Regions from separate parts of the Homo sapiens genome. Here region 1 is linked to region 2. Evidence: chromatin loops called from intact Hi-C (ENCODE). Cell type or tissue: heart left ventricle. All regions are shown on one strand. Links, peaks and the distances in the headings refer to the core of each region. The heading gives the core; the rest is flanking DNA.

Region 1 (6,797 bases), core at 4,047-6,546, 150 kb after region 2:
ATTCAAATAGATATAGGTTGCTGTTGAGTGTCCTTTCACTTCAGCTTGAAGTAATCCCATTAGCATTTCTTGTAGGTTAGGTCTGCTAGTAACAAATTCTCTGTCTCTGTTTTGAAAAGTCTCAATGTCTTCTTCTTTTTTGGCATATAGTCTTGTTGTTTGTAGAATTATTGGTTGACAGACTTTTTCTTTTATCACTTCGAATATGCCTATTCTGGCCTCCATGGTTTCTAATGAGAAATCAACTGTTAATCTACATGGTAGGTTGTTTCTCTTGCTTTAAGGTTCTCTTTGTTTTTAGTTTTCAACAGATAATGATATGTTTAGGTGTGGATCTCTTTTCTTATCCTACTTAAGAGTTTATTAAGTGTCTTTGGTTTATTGATTAATGTTATTCATTAAATTTGGGAAGTTTTGTCTACTGTTTCTTTTTTTTTTTTTTTTTGAGACAGAGTCTCACTCTGTCACCCAGGCTGGAGTGCAGTGGCACGATCTTGGCTCACTGCAACCTCCGCCTCCCAGGTTCAAGCAATTCCCCTGCCTCAGCCTCCCGAGTAGCTGGGACTACAGGCACGTGCCACCATGCCCAGATAATTTTTGTGTGTTTTTAGTAGAGACGGGGTTTCACTGTGTTAGCCAGGATGGTCTCGATCTCCTGGCCTCGTGATCCACCCACCTCAGCCTCCTGAAGTGCTGGGATTACAGGCATGAACCACTAAACCTGGCCTGTCCTCTGTTTCTTTACCAAATGTTCTGTCCCTTCCCTCTCTTCTTCTTTTCTGGAACTCCCAGTATGGGTATGTTGATGCACTTTATGGTGCCCTATAGGTTTCTGAGACTGTTCATTCTTCATCACTCTTTTTTTCTGTCTCAGACTGAAAGATCTCAATTGATCTAGCTTCAAATTCACTGATTATTTCCTCTGCCAGCTCAAATCTGTTGAGCACCTTTAGTAAATTTTTCATTTGCGCTATTTTATTTTCTTCTGCATACTTTCTATTTGGTTATTTTTTATATCTCATTATTGATATTCTCTATTTAGTGGGACCTCATTCTCATACTTTCAATTCTTTAGACATGGTTTCCTTAGTTCTCTGAACATATTTTAAATAGTCAGTTTAAAATCTTTGAGTAGTAAATCTAGCATCTGGACTTCCTCAGGGATAGTTTTAATTGATTGCTTTTTTCCACTGTGCATGAGTCTACTTCCTTGTTTTGTTGTATGCCTTATAACTTTTTGTATTCACCTGGATATTTTAAATAATATAATGTGGCACCTCAGAAATCAGAATCCCCAAGGTTTGTTGTTGCTGTTATTGTTGTTGATTTTGCTAGTGTTGATTGCTGAGTGACTTTCCTTACTTAAGTCAATGACGTATCTACTTTTTGGTCATGTGTGGCCTCTGAATTTTCTGCTCAGTCAGTTTAGTGGTCAGCTCATATATAGACAGAGATTTTCTTAAGTTATTTCAACCAATAAACCTTTGACAAGGGGATCTGTGTGCATGTTTGGGCACACCTTCAATACTCAGGCAAGCAATGTACAACCTTGACTTAGTCTTTACTTTTAGATTGCACAGAGTCTGAAAGTCAGTCAGAGGTGAGATCCTAGAGAGCTTAGGGCATTCTTAGGTCTTCCCTGGACATGCACACAGCCCTGGACATGTGCATGGCCTTTCTAGAATATGTTGGAACTTTTCAAATTCCCCTATGGACATCTTATTTCCCAACTTTCCCTTTTAATCACTTTGGTCAGCTTTTTGTTTTTCCCAACTGTTATTGGACCTAGATAGCTTCAATGCTAACATAATTCTGCTCATTATTTTCAAGCAACACCCTCATGGAAAAGGCTGCACACATAGAAAGAGTTCTGAGACAAGTCAAACAAAGAAAAGCCTTGTGAGTGGGCATTTCCAGGAAACTTCCAGATTGATCAAATAGTGACAATTTTCTGAGAATGGTTCTTTTGGCCAGCTCCAAACATTTCTGCCCACTAGGCTGCTGGTTTCCACCTGAGATTACAGAGATGTTGATTTTTCAAGCCTCTCAGCTGGGGAGAAGAGGATGGGAATAAGGCAATTTACAATATTAAAAATCTCACTGCTCTTATTCAGATTTGGCCATTGTTTTTTGGGGGGGGGGGCGGGGAAAAAAGGTCTTCAGACTGTGGCAAGCCTTTGATTAATACCCAGAGTTCTGAAAAAGTAGATTTTCACCATTTTTTCCCCCTTGGTCTCATTGCTTTTATGGAGGGATAGATTTTCCAGGGTTCTTACCCATCCATTCCACTGACATCCTAGGTACATTTTTTTAAAAAGGAAGAAATTAAAGCAGATTCAGATCATGGACACTATTAAGAGATTAGAAGTGAAATTTGGGATAGTGAGAGAACAGCATGAGTGTGTTGGGAACTTGAAGGAGGTCGACATGAGGACTGTAAACCAGCCCTCAGCCCTTCAATGAGCACTATTTTACCAAACACTGTGACAACCTACTCTGCTCCTTTTTTCTCCATTCTTGCATTTCCCTCTCTCTCTCTCATCTCTGTCACCTTTCCCCACAGAAAGCCACTCTCTCTTCCTGGACTATGCTTCCTTACTTTTGTACGTGCTCCACCCTCTTCCTAGAATTTCCTTCATTCTTTCCATAGTAATTTCATTCATTGCTTAAAATCTCACATACCCTTCTGGGAATCCTTACCCGTCTTCCCTATGTGAAAGAAGTTATTTCCTCCCTTGCATTCCATAAAATATTTTACAACCTCATTTAATAAAAAAAGTCCTGAAGTAATGTTTCTCAATCTTTAATGTATAAAAGAGCATCCGAGGATGCCTGTTGAATGTGCAGATTCCTAGGCCACATCCACAGGAATACTGGATTCAGAGAGTCTGGGCTAAACTTCATGAATCTGCATTAAAACAAAATATGATTATGATGCAGGTGGTGCATGAATCACATTTTAAGACACAGAATCCTCTAACTGGTTCCCCGTTGAACTTCCTAGCAGAGTAGATATATAATAAGTACTTATTGAATTAAATTTGCAAAATTTTCCCCAAATATCAGTGTTAACATAGTGTCTTGTATACATATGGCAAACCAAAAATATTTTGGAAAGTATGAAAACCTACATTATATGCCCATGTTAGCCACACTTTACTTAGAATCACCTGGGGAATGTTTTAAAACTGGTGACTGTACTGTAGTTAGACAACCTTAACAGTGTCTATTCTGTGAGGCCCCACCCCCAGAACTGCTAAACAGGAGCCCACTTCTACATATGTCATCACCAAATCCAGCAGCTGGCCTCTTCCAACAAAAGCACTACATTTTCCTTCTCTTAAATATGTATTGTCCTTAAGGGGTCTGGAGTTATTCGTAATTTGCACCAAATGACTTTTCTTTATTTCCTCATAGCAACATTGTTAAGAATAGAAAATAATGGATATGACCCAAATATCCATTGATAGAATGCAAAAACCAACTGTGGAATATTCACATTATTCATTTTCATAATAGTAAAAATAAAATATAGCTACATACGTCAGCATGGATAAAGCTTAGAATCATTAAAATATTGAGTAAAAAAATGCAATTCTTAGAAGTTTACATATTGCATATCATTTTCATAAAGCTGGACAAACACCAAATCGTATACATTTTGGACATATATAGTAATTCTATGAGCAAGGGAATGACAAAATTCCAGATTGCAGTGACCTCTGGGGTAGGACAAATTGCAAACACATGGATGCAAATTATTGGGAATGTTCTAGCCCTGGAGCTGAATGGTTGGTTCACAGATGTTTTATTATCCTTTAAAACACACAAATATAATGTACAAGACACATTAAATATTTGAAGGTATAGGCAAACAAACAAAAAAAAACAGGAGGAATACAATGTAGGTCCAGACACATCCAGTATGCATGGATTCCCTGTACAAACAGTGCTGTCTTCATTATGCATCATTATGGGAACACAGAAGGCTGTGGGGCGGCTAGAGCGGGAGGCAGAAGGACCTCAAACTGGAAGAAGGCATTCCTCCCTCTGAGCCTCAGTTTCTCTATACACAAAATAAAGGTGTAAACCCTACCAGGGATGACAAATGGCTGGCACACATATCATAGGTCTCGCCTTCATCACCCACTGCAGACCTGGCTAATAGATCACAGCACTTTTTCTCACAGAGCACACAGACAACTTTGGACTCCTCAGCTTGGCACTGCAGGCTGCCAGGGCTGATGGGTCAGCCATGGCACACCAAATGACACCCAGCTGCTGATCCAGAGAGTCCATCCAGTTTGAGTCTGAGAGTTTGGAAGCTCAGCCAGCAGACGTTAGGCACCTAGCTGCCCCCCAGGAAGGAGTCCATGGGACTTGGAGTTGGCCCAGGCCAGAGACCCTGACACCTGGAAATGTAAAGCCTCAGCTTCTTCATCACCCACCTCTGCAGCTTCCCATCTCCTGCAGCTGGCCCAGCCCCACTGTCTAGCTATCATTTGCCCAGGCCTCCCTATTCCAATCAGTTGAGTGGACAAGCTCCTGGCAGCCCTATCCTGGTGAACTCTGCCACACTTGAAAACAGTATGACTAGCACAGAGGACAGGCAGGGCTCATTGTCACCCTCTAATCCAGGGGGGACCTACAGAAAATGGCCCCATTGTGCGATATGATCTTACACAGCCAGCTGGTCCCCAGGAAGCTAACCCCCACTTATGCTAAGCAGGCAGAACAGACTGCATTCCTTCTACTACCTTTGCAGAGGCAGGCCTCCTACCTTTGCTGCTGAGCTACTCCTCTTCCCCAAACCTGGTCAGCCCAGCTTCCTTTCCCTTATAGCCTCAGCTGAGAAGAATCTTCCCCATTGCTCCTGCCCCAGCTCCCTTCCTCCCCAATGGGAAGTAATTACCCCTCCTCTAGATGTTCAGGACATAGAGTTCTGGTTCTCACAGTGTGTGCAAACACCACCTACCACTTTTTACTTGCAAAGGCACTGAAGCAAGAATGCTTGGATTCTCAAGAACAAAGATGCCAGAGGTTCACTCTGGTCCCTGCTGTTCCCAGGCTCATCTTCTCTGAAGCCTTGAAAACTTTATCCACCCTGTCTCCTTGCTCTACAACCCCTCATCCCCATCCCATGCCATCCCAGCAAGCTCCCTACCTGGATGATTCCAATTCCCTCTTTAAACCCTCTTAGACACTCCCTTCTCAAGGCAGTCTTCTTTGCCTTCCCTTTGCCCTGCATCACTTATCCTCATTACCTGTTAGAACACACAGTGGGTTCAAATCCTGCTGCTTGCATGTCTGCCTTTCCTTTTATGGGACAGATTTGTGAAAGCAGGGCTCATGACTGACTCACTGCATTACCTCCAGCCCTCAGCACAGAACTTGGCCCATAGTGGGGAGGAAGCAGGGCCTCAAAGAAGTCTGAGCTAAATACATGGTCTCTGTCTGATATGGTTTGGCTGTGTCCCCACCCAAATCTCATCCTGACTTCCCACATATTGTGGGAAGGACCCAGTGGGAAGTAATTGAATCATGGGGGCAGGTCTTTCCCATGCTGTTCTCATGATAGTGAATAAGTCCCATGAGATCTGATGGTTCTATAAGGGGGCGTTTCCCTGTACAAGTTCTGCCTTTGCCTGCTGCCATCCATGTAAGACATGACTTGCTCCTCCTTGCCTTCCACCATGATTGTGAGGCTTCCCCAGCCACATGGAACTGTAAGTCCATTAAACCTCTTTCTTTTGTAAATTGCCCAGTCTCGGGTATATCTTTATCAGCAGCATGAAAACAGACTAATACATCGACTTCATGGAAATTATAGTTTAGTGAAAGACATGATGACAAAGAAAGTGAATTCTAGGTACCTTATACACAGGCCAGACAATTCTTTCCTGATAATGTCAAACTTAAGCTGAGATCTCACTGGTAAGGAAATGTGAACTCAGCAACAACAACAACTACAACAAAATGGTGTAAAGAACTTTCCAACAAAAGAGAATAACATAGAGAAATGTCTAAGGTGGGAAGAGCAACATGTATAACTACCAAACTACTGAAAAGCCAGAGAGTCCTCAGCAAGAGATAGGGCAAAAAGCAAGAGCTCATAAACCACATACATCAATCAGGGCAGGCTAGGTGATGCTGAGTAACAAATGACCCCACATAGTAGGGGTCAACAGTCAGGGTAATTCATCTATCATGCTATATGCCACCATTGCTCTGCTCTGCATCCTCTTGGATCTGGACTCAGGCTCACTGAGCAGGCTTTATCTGGAACGTCACCTTGGTCACAGCAGTAAGAAAAGAAAAGTGGTTCTTACAGTGCTGGTGTTTACAGTGTGCCCACATCTCCCTCACTTGTCATCAGCTAATCCTTTGCCCATGCCTGAGAAAGGCAAGGATAGGGCTGCAGGACCCTCTGACAAAGAAGGCAGTATGTCCAAAGGCACTGAGGGGGTGAGCAGTATTCCCGTTCCACATCATAAGTTTTGATGTCTATCTCATAAGGGCACTGGAAAACAATTGACAACATTTTCTACTTTTTACCAATCTGTTAGTATTGAGAAGGAAAATAAATTGAAAACAGGCATGAGAGAGTGGATTTGGGGAGAAAAATTAGGAGGCCATTTCAGTTTTCTGGGCAAGAATAAAAGAGTACTACTTTAAGACTAGGATCAGGGCAATGGAAATGGAGAAGAGCCAACAGATTTTAAGATATGAGGAGGTAGTGATGTGCAGACAGAAGCAGATGAGAGATGATGTGGCCCAAGGACAGTGGAAGAAATGCA
Region 2 (6,797 bases), core at 2,226-4,725:
GATCTCATAAAAATAAAGAGAAGATTGGTGGGTACAAAAGTGCAGTTAGATAGAAAGAATAAGCCCTAGCATGTAATAGATTAGTAGGATGACTATAGTTAACAATAATAATTGATTGTATATTTCAAAATAGCTAGAAGAGAATAATTTTAATGTTTCTAGTATAAAGAAAAGATAAATATTTAAGGTAATAGCCCAATTACACTGATTTGATCTTTACAAATTATATGAATGTATTAAATTATCACATGTGCTTCAGATAATATGTACATCTATTTAAAAAATAAAACCTTTGAGGAATCACGATAATTGTAACAGTGTTATTTTAAACTTGTTGCAGCATAGAACTCTGTCTACAAGCATTAGCTTCAGTTCTGAAAAATATATTTCATAAATTTTTAAATATAGATTTTTCTTAAAACAAAAGCAACCACAACAAAACCAATGACCACTCCTAAAACCAGAGTGTTAAAATAATTTTAGAGTGTTCCAATCAATTCAGCTTTATCAAAATGATGAGTAAATTCTAACTGTTCTGTAAACTTCTGTTTTTCTCCATCACTAAGTGTGTTTGTAGTACTGTCTGAACTTGACTTAAGCCAGGAAAGCAATGTATCAGGAAACATTCTGTATTTTTCAGATGACAAACTGAGCCACTAAGAGCTAAAGAGACTTGTCCAAGTTTCCATAGCTAGTAGGTGGTGACTCTGGGATTCTAAATCAAGCTATGTACTCTACAGCCAGTGAATGATCTGAGGAGAAACCAAAATGTGTTTCACAATGTGGCCTTCAGGAATACTCATGTCATTAGTTAGAATTGCTTCCCATCCTTTCAAACACTAGTTTAAAAGAAACCCTTGAGGATTGGTGAGCAGATTCAATGTGGCCATTAATGGTTCAAACTTTTTATTGTAACACAGAAAATAAAGAGTTGTCAGTTGTCTTATCCTACCTAGGCATTGCGTTAGATCTTCTCAGACTCTACTGATGTATAATAGCCATAATTTTATTGTTTTATAGATGAATACAAGACTCATTTAACCTCAACCCACAACCTGATTAATATTACTAGCACATATAAATGCATAACTCATAGTTCTCTATTACATTAGACCATGAACCACTGCTTTTGATCTCTTCTGTACTAGCTAAGATATGATGTCAAGAACTGATTAAATAAGCAGTCCCTTTAAAAGTTGAGCAGTTGCGGTCAGGCGTGGTGGCTCACGCCTGTAATCCCAGCGCTTTGGGAGGCCAAGGCAGGCGGATCACGAGACCATCCTGGCTAACACGGTGAAACCCCGTCTCTACTAAAAATACAAAAAATTAGCCGGGCGTGGCGGCGGGCGCCTGTAGTCCCAGCTACTCGGGAGGCTGAGGCAGGAGAATGACGTGAACCCAGGAGGCGGAGCTTGCAGTGAGCCGAGATTGGGCTACTGCACTCCAGCCTGGGCGACGAGTGAGACTCCGTCTCAAAAAAAAAAAAACAAAAAAACAAAAAAACAAAAAACGTTGAGCAGTTGCACAGTAAACCAGTTTGTGTCGTGGAATTACTTATCTTGAGAAGACTCAAATGATCTTACCTTCATTTGAGTCTTCCTTCTCTGGAATGGCTTTTTGTTTTATAAACCTGAGTTTTGCTTTTACTAAATCGCAGGTTAGGAAAAGAGAAATGTGTATCTACCTTGATCTCACTAATTCTCTCCAAATCCTACCAATTTTGACATTTTAGTAGCTTTATAAAAGATGTTTATATTTATAAAGTAAGAATCAATGGAGAAGTGTGATAATGTGTAGAGAATCTAGTTTCAACAAGCTTATAGGGAATTCAAAACTATTCTGATACAGTCTAATTCCACAAAATGTAAACTTCTTGCTATGATAGAGAGGTTTACCGTATTTGCTTGGGGGCTCAGAAGAAAATCAGTTTTTACAAAACAAACATTTTTATATAATTTTTTTTAGTTTCTAAAATTGTAGCTCCAGTGAAAGTGTGTTACATCATCCTTCTATTGAATCTGTATTGTCAGATTGTCCTAGTACAGTTTGATGTGTATGTGTGTGTGCATTAATCCTGTGTTCTTAGTGTTTCTGATTATTATGCATTATCCAGGTGAGTTTCTGCTGTTATCTTATTTTTTTAAAGCACTAAGCTGTTGCTGGTTTTAGTTATTGGGAGCTATAAAACGAGAAGGTTCTAGGTGGACAGTATGGACAGGCAGTGAAACTTGCCATTCTGAATAAAGTTAAACTGGATGTGTGAGAATACAAAAGGTAAATTGTGTTGCCTGGAGAGTTAGTTACACTGTGGGTTCAACGTCTCCATAGGATAGTTTTCTTTCCCTAAAGAATGACAACTCACTACTAAATAAATGGGGGATTGTGAACATATTTGTTACACAGGCCTTCTTCGAAACAAGAATTTTGTTTAATACTAGAGAATAGTTTCAACGTAAATAATTTTCCTTACAATGGTAGGTTGTAACTTTAACAAATAGAATTAACGTTCGAATGCTATTTATTATTATAGCCTAATTCCTTCTTCATATGTACTGAGGATTGTGCTTAAACTGGAATTCTAGAAAAAAAAATTATCACCAAAGACCCACTCTTAAGTACTAGCAAGTTATCCCATTTCTTTCATGCATAAAGTGACGTTTACTGTGAATGACAGGTTTTTCATTTGTACTCCTTCCTCAAATGTTTCTTTTTCTTTATGTAAAGTTCACGTTTGTCACCTCCATACCAGGAGGAAATTTAGTGAGTCATCTACCCTGAACACTCTTTTACAGACTTTAAAATAAAGATCCACATGTACTTCAGCTTATAGGACAGATCCAATAAATGCAACCTTGACTCATGGAAGAAATCTAACCGTCGAAAAATAAACCCACACCAGGATCTTCTCGGTTATCCCGGACCCAGGAAAGAGGGAGCAGGGACCGGGCTTCCAGGCTTCACTCCTGAAGGACAGCTGGACATCTCAGCCCCACCTGGGAGGATGCTTTGGTCTACTTCTCAGGTTGCCGCCTGACGATTGGTGGCTGGCCTGGAAGGGAGGGTCCGCAGGAAACGCGACACTGGGGATGTTGCCCCTATCACATGATGGAAATTTCCACTCTTTAGAAAGGCGAAAAGAAAAGAAAGAAGGGTCTCTCCATCCATCCCTTTCTGATACTTTCCCTGAATCCCAGTCTGGAAAGGGTAGTAAAAGAGGCGGGTGAGTGAATTTTTTTTTGTATTTCCTGTTAGACTTGAGACTTGTCAGTGTCCAAACTTGCAGCTGGATCCCAGCCTATCGGATGGGTGCTTGTGTGTATGCACGGGGGACATCCACACGTGTGTAGCCCGGTCTCTCAATCATCTGGGGCTTATGTCTGGGGCTCTTCATGACATGCTCATAGTTCCTAATTCTTATTATTTTCCAAACATTCACGCTTTGGGTGGGTTATTGCAGGCTAATGATTCGGTTGACTAGAAATAACGTAAACTAGGGCACATGGAGGGAAGAGACTGATTGGGCGGGCTCATGTGTGACTTCTTTTCAAGGAGAAGCGGTTGTGCCAAGGTAGCCTATTCCAGGAGGGCTGGGGTATGGGGCACCTCCGCCTCCCGCACTGGGATTCCCTGGGCTGTTGGATTTCGAGTTGGTTGTATTGGGACTGCGTTCCGTGGCCGCGCCGCCTGCCTGGCTGAGAGGCCCGACTTCCCCCGCGGGAGCTGGCTCCGCGACCGCCCGGGATCCTGCTGGCAAGGTGTTACCCGAGTCCCTGGACCCGCGCCCGCGTCCTCAGGTCGGGGACACTGGGTGGAAGGCTTAAAATAGAACTGTCGTCTCTGATAGCTGGGTCGCCCCAGAGACCAGCATGATTCCCCGGGCGGGGTACTCTGACCTGGGGAGCCCCCAAGGAGTCTCTTTCAAGGGAGAAGGCGAGAGCAGAGCTGGATGTGGGCCCCTGGTCTCTGGGCGGTGGGCGAGTCTGAAAACTGCGCCAGCGGTTCCGAGGGCGGCTTACCGCGCGGTCGGATTGCCCGGCCTGCTGCGCGCTGGAGTGAAGGGCAGGGCGGTGCAGAAATGCGAACGGGGACGGATAGTGGGGTCGCGGCAACCGAGCTAAGAGAAGCCTAGGGAGGAGGGGCAGAAGGCGGGAATTGATTACAGGTTAGAGCTGATGGAGGAAAAATTGAGAGAAGAGCGAATGAAGGAAGAAAGTGAGACGGGGGAGAGGGAACCCGGACCCGGGAAGCCCCGAGAAGCGTAAGCCGGGAGCACCCTTGAGTCCAGGAGAGGTGGCGAGCGCGGCACACCAGCTGTGCGCCCAGGCAGCGCGCGGTGAGGTACTCTTCATCTAGCGGTGGTACAGGTGGACGCTGCGCTCTGGGCCAGGGCAGGTGCCGGTTGTGGGGGAAAACGGCGAATCTCCCAGCTCCTCTTTGTGATCCAGCAGGCAGAGATGGAAGATTGCCCTTACTTTGAGCACCAGGACTGACCCTGGAATGCTCACCGGGCTGCTGACTTGGAGGAAAAGGGGTGAACTAAGTTAGGAAACTCAGGGATACGTGGTCGCGGGTGTGCCAGGGCATTTGCAGAGGAGTGCAGGAGGCAGTGATGCGGGCACTTGTGAAACTTGTGAACTTGAGCACTTGTGAATCTCCCGGCTAGGGCCGGGACAGGTTGGCGCTTGTCTATTTCTCAGAGTAAAAGCTGCATCTCTACCTGTCTCAGGGAGATATTAAATGCCGAGGTCTTAAATGCACAGTGTGAAGGTAGTAGGAGTGGCTCTAGAGCAATAAGCCCATCCTGGCAGGCACTTCCCGCAGACTCTCCCTAGCCCAGAGCCCCATCCTCCAAGGCTAAAGGACCCACTGCTTGGTTATCCACTTAGTTGTGCGGACGGGGGCGGGTGGGCAGGCAGTTTCTCACCTTAAAGGAAGCGGAAAGAGGCCAGAGCTTCAACAGTGGATGGCCTGTTCCCGATTTCTAGCTATCCTACAGCCATCCTTTTTTGCTTCTGGGTAGCTGTGACATAATCATTAGGGCTAAAATGTGTTATGTTGTAAAGAGAGCATCCTACACATAGATCTCAATTTCCAGGGCCTAGCAGGGGGTGGGAGAAATCAGCCTATGTTGTATTTTGTTGTTGTTCCCACTACAAGCAAGTCTCCTAAAAAGTCGCTGAAATTGGTGAACTCTTTCCTGTGCAACACAAGAAGAGTGTGTGTGTGTGTGTGTGTGTGTGTGTGTGTGAGAGAGAGAGAGAGAATTTCTTAAATTCTAACAAATAAATCTATAGAAAATCTAAGTTTTGGGTAGAAGTCTGTAAAAATAGAGACATTGAAAAGAATATCTGATCTTTCCATATTTCTGAATACCAGTGTCCAGAGAAAGGAAACTTTTTATCAGGCTGATTTTATCACAAAGCAACAAAAGGCTGGAAGATTGGTGGTGTAAAGAGATAAATAACTTTTTTTGGAGGCTGCTGGGACAGGAGGCAAGCTGGAGGCTGGTCTGAACTAGATTAATGGTAATTCCGGCTCACACATATGTAGGAACTTTTACATTATATGTTTCTAAGTACTTCCTTTATGTTAACATTTGACCTTCATAACAAACTTATGAGATAGATTCTATTATTATACCCATTTTATAGATCAGAAAATGGAGATACACAGTGTGAAGAACACAAAATATTTTGGAAGTTCTACTTGGGCATTAATTGTTCATAAACGTAAATGAACAATTCTTTGTTCTTTATCAAGGGCAGAGCTGGACAGGTGACTTCTAAGGACCTGGGGCTGACTTCTTATTCTATTACAGACTAATCCTATTCCAAGCAAGCTAAAGACATGATCACGCAGCTGGACTCTCTGAATCTTTGCAGTCTTAGGACTGGACTTTTTTCTATATAAGTGACATTTGAGAAAGGAATAGTGTACCTGTGTTCCATGTCAGTTTATCAGCACAAACGTGGTGAGGACAATCACAGTACACTTAACAGCTTGTGGACTTCGTGATGTACACATAACAGCTTGTGGACGTTGTTTTTTTCTTTTTGCCTTATCCTATTTTTAGAACCTTAACCCTCCTTTTTTTTTTTTTTACTTTTTACATATCCAAAGCAAATATTTCTATAAAAATCAAAGGCTGTTATATATTTTATATACATCAAAACAATAATATATCAAAATGATTACACAGTTTTAAAAAATGTGCTTCCACCTATCAATTGAAATCATCTTGCAAGCCACTACTGCCCTGATGATGTTCTGCAGGAAGGATAAGAGGTAGAAGTAGGGGAGGGACAAGTGAAAGGAAAGGTGCTTTAAGAGCCAGTCTTTATACTAAGCCCTTTAATGTGAATCTCATTTAATCTTCACATGATACTCTATTCTATAGGTATTTGTTATCTCTGTTTTACAGACAGGAAATTGAAGAGGTTAAGGAAAGAGCCAAGAGTCACAAAGCTAGTAAGTAACAATGCTGATATTAGAATAAAATTCATCCTATGCAAAAGCTCCTGCTTGTTGCAATAAAGACAGCAGTAAAATAAAGACAACCAGAGGGAGGAGAACAAAAACTTAAGGAAACAAGGGTGTTAGAAATGTGTTACATAACACAGTATGGTGTGAGAGATAGGAGAAATGGAAAAACAGAATCACTTTCATGTCTCTTAGTTCTTTCTTCCACTGTGTATATAATGACCTAATTTCACTCATTCATTCCATAAATAATTATCAAGTGTTACTATCTTCAAAGAACTATATTAGGGAGTTTCTTTTATTCCTATCTTCCTAGC

Evidence for each region. A loop is a pair of places that touch in the nucleus more often than their neighbours do. Peaks named below come from ENCODE experiments on the same cell type or tissue, not always from the same donor. Only the 100,000 strongest peaks of a DNase experiment are listed, where the experiment ranks them.
Region 1: it touches region 2 in a loop (2.6-fold over the local background); 8 of 110 quality-filtered maps call a loop at or near these places.

The regions. Positions count from the first base shown.
Region 1 is chr12:46,683,285-46,690,081 of GRCh38, reverse strand. No RefSeq gene overlaps it. Among named protein-coding and RNA genes, the nearest start is that of SLC38A4, 140 kb to the left of the region's middle. In heart left ventricle, for the core only: no CTCF peak of the experiment used is centred there; no DNase peak of the experiment used is centred there.
Region 2 is chr12:46,828,750-46,835,546 of GRCh38, reverse strand. It overlaps a transcript of SLC38A4 not described here. Among named protein-coding and RNA genes, the nearest start is that of SLC38A4, 6.2 kb to the right of the region's middle. RefSeq lists an enhancer at 3,207-4,015. In heart left ventricle, for the core only: no CTCF peak of the experiment used is centred there; DNase peaks (open chromatin) are centred at 3,736 and 4,306; H3K4me3 peaks cover 1,350 bases; H3K27me3 peaks cover 1,985 bases.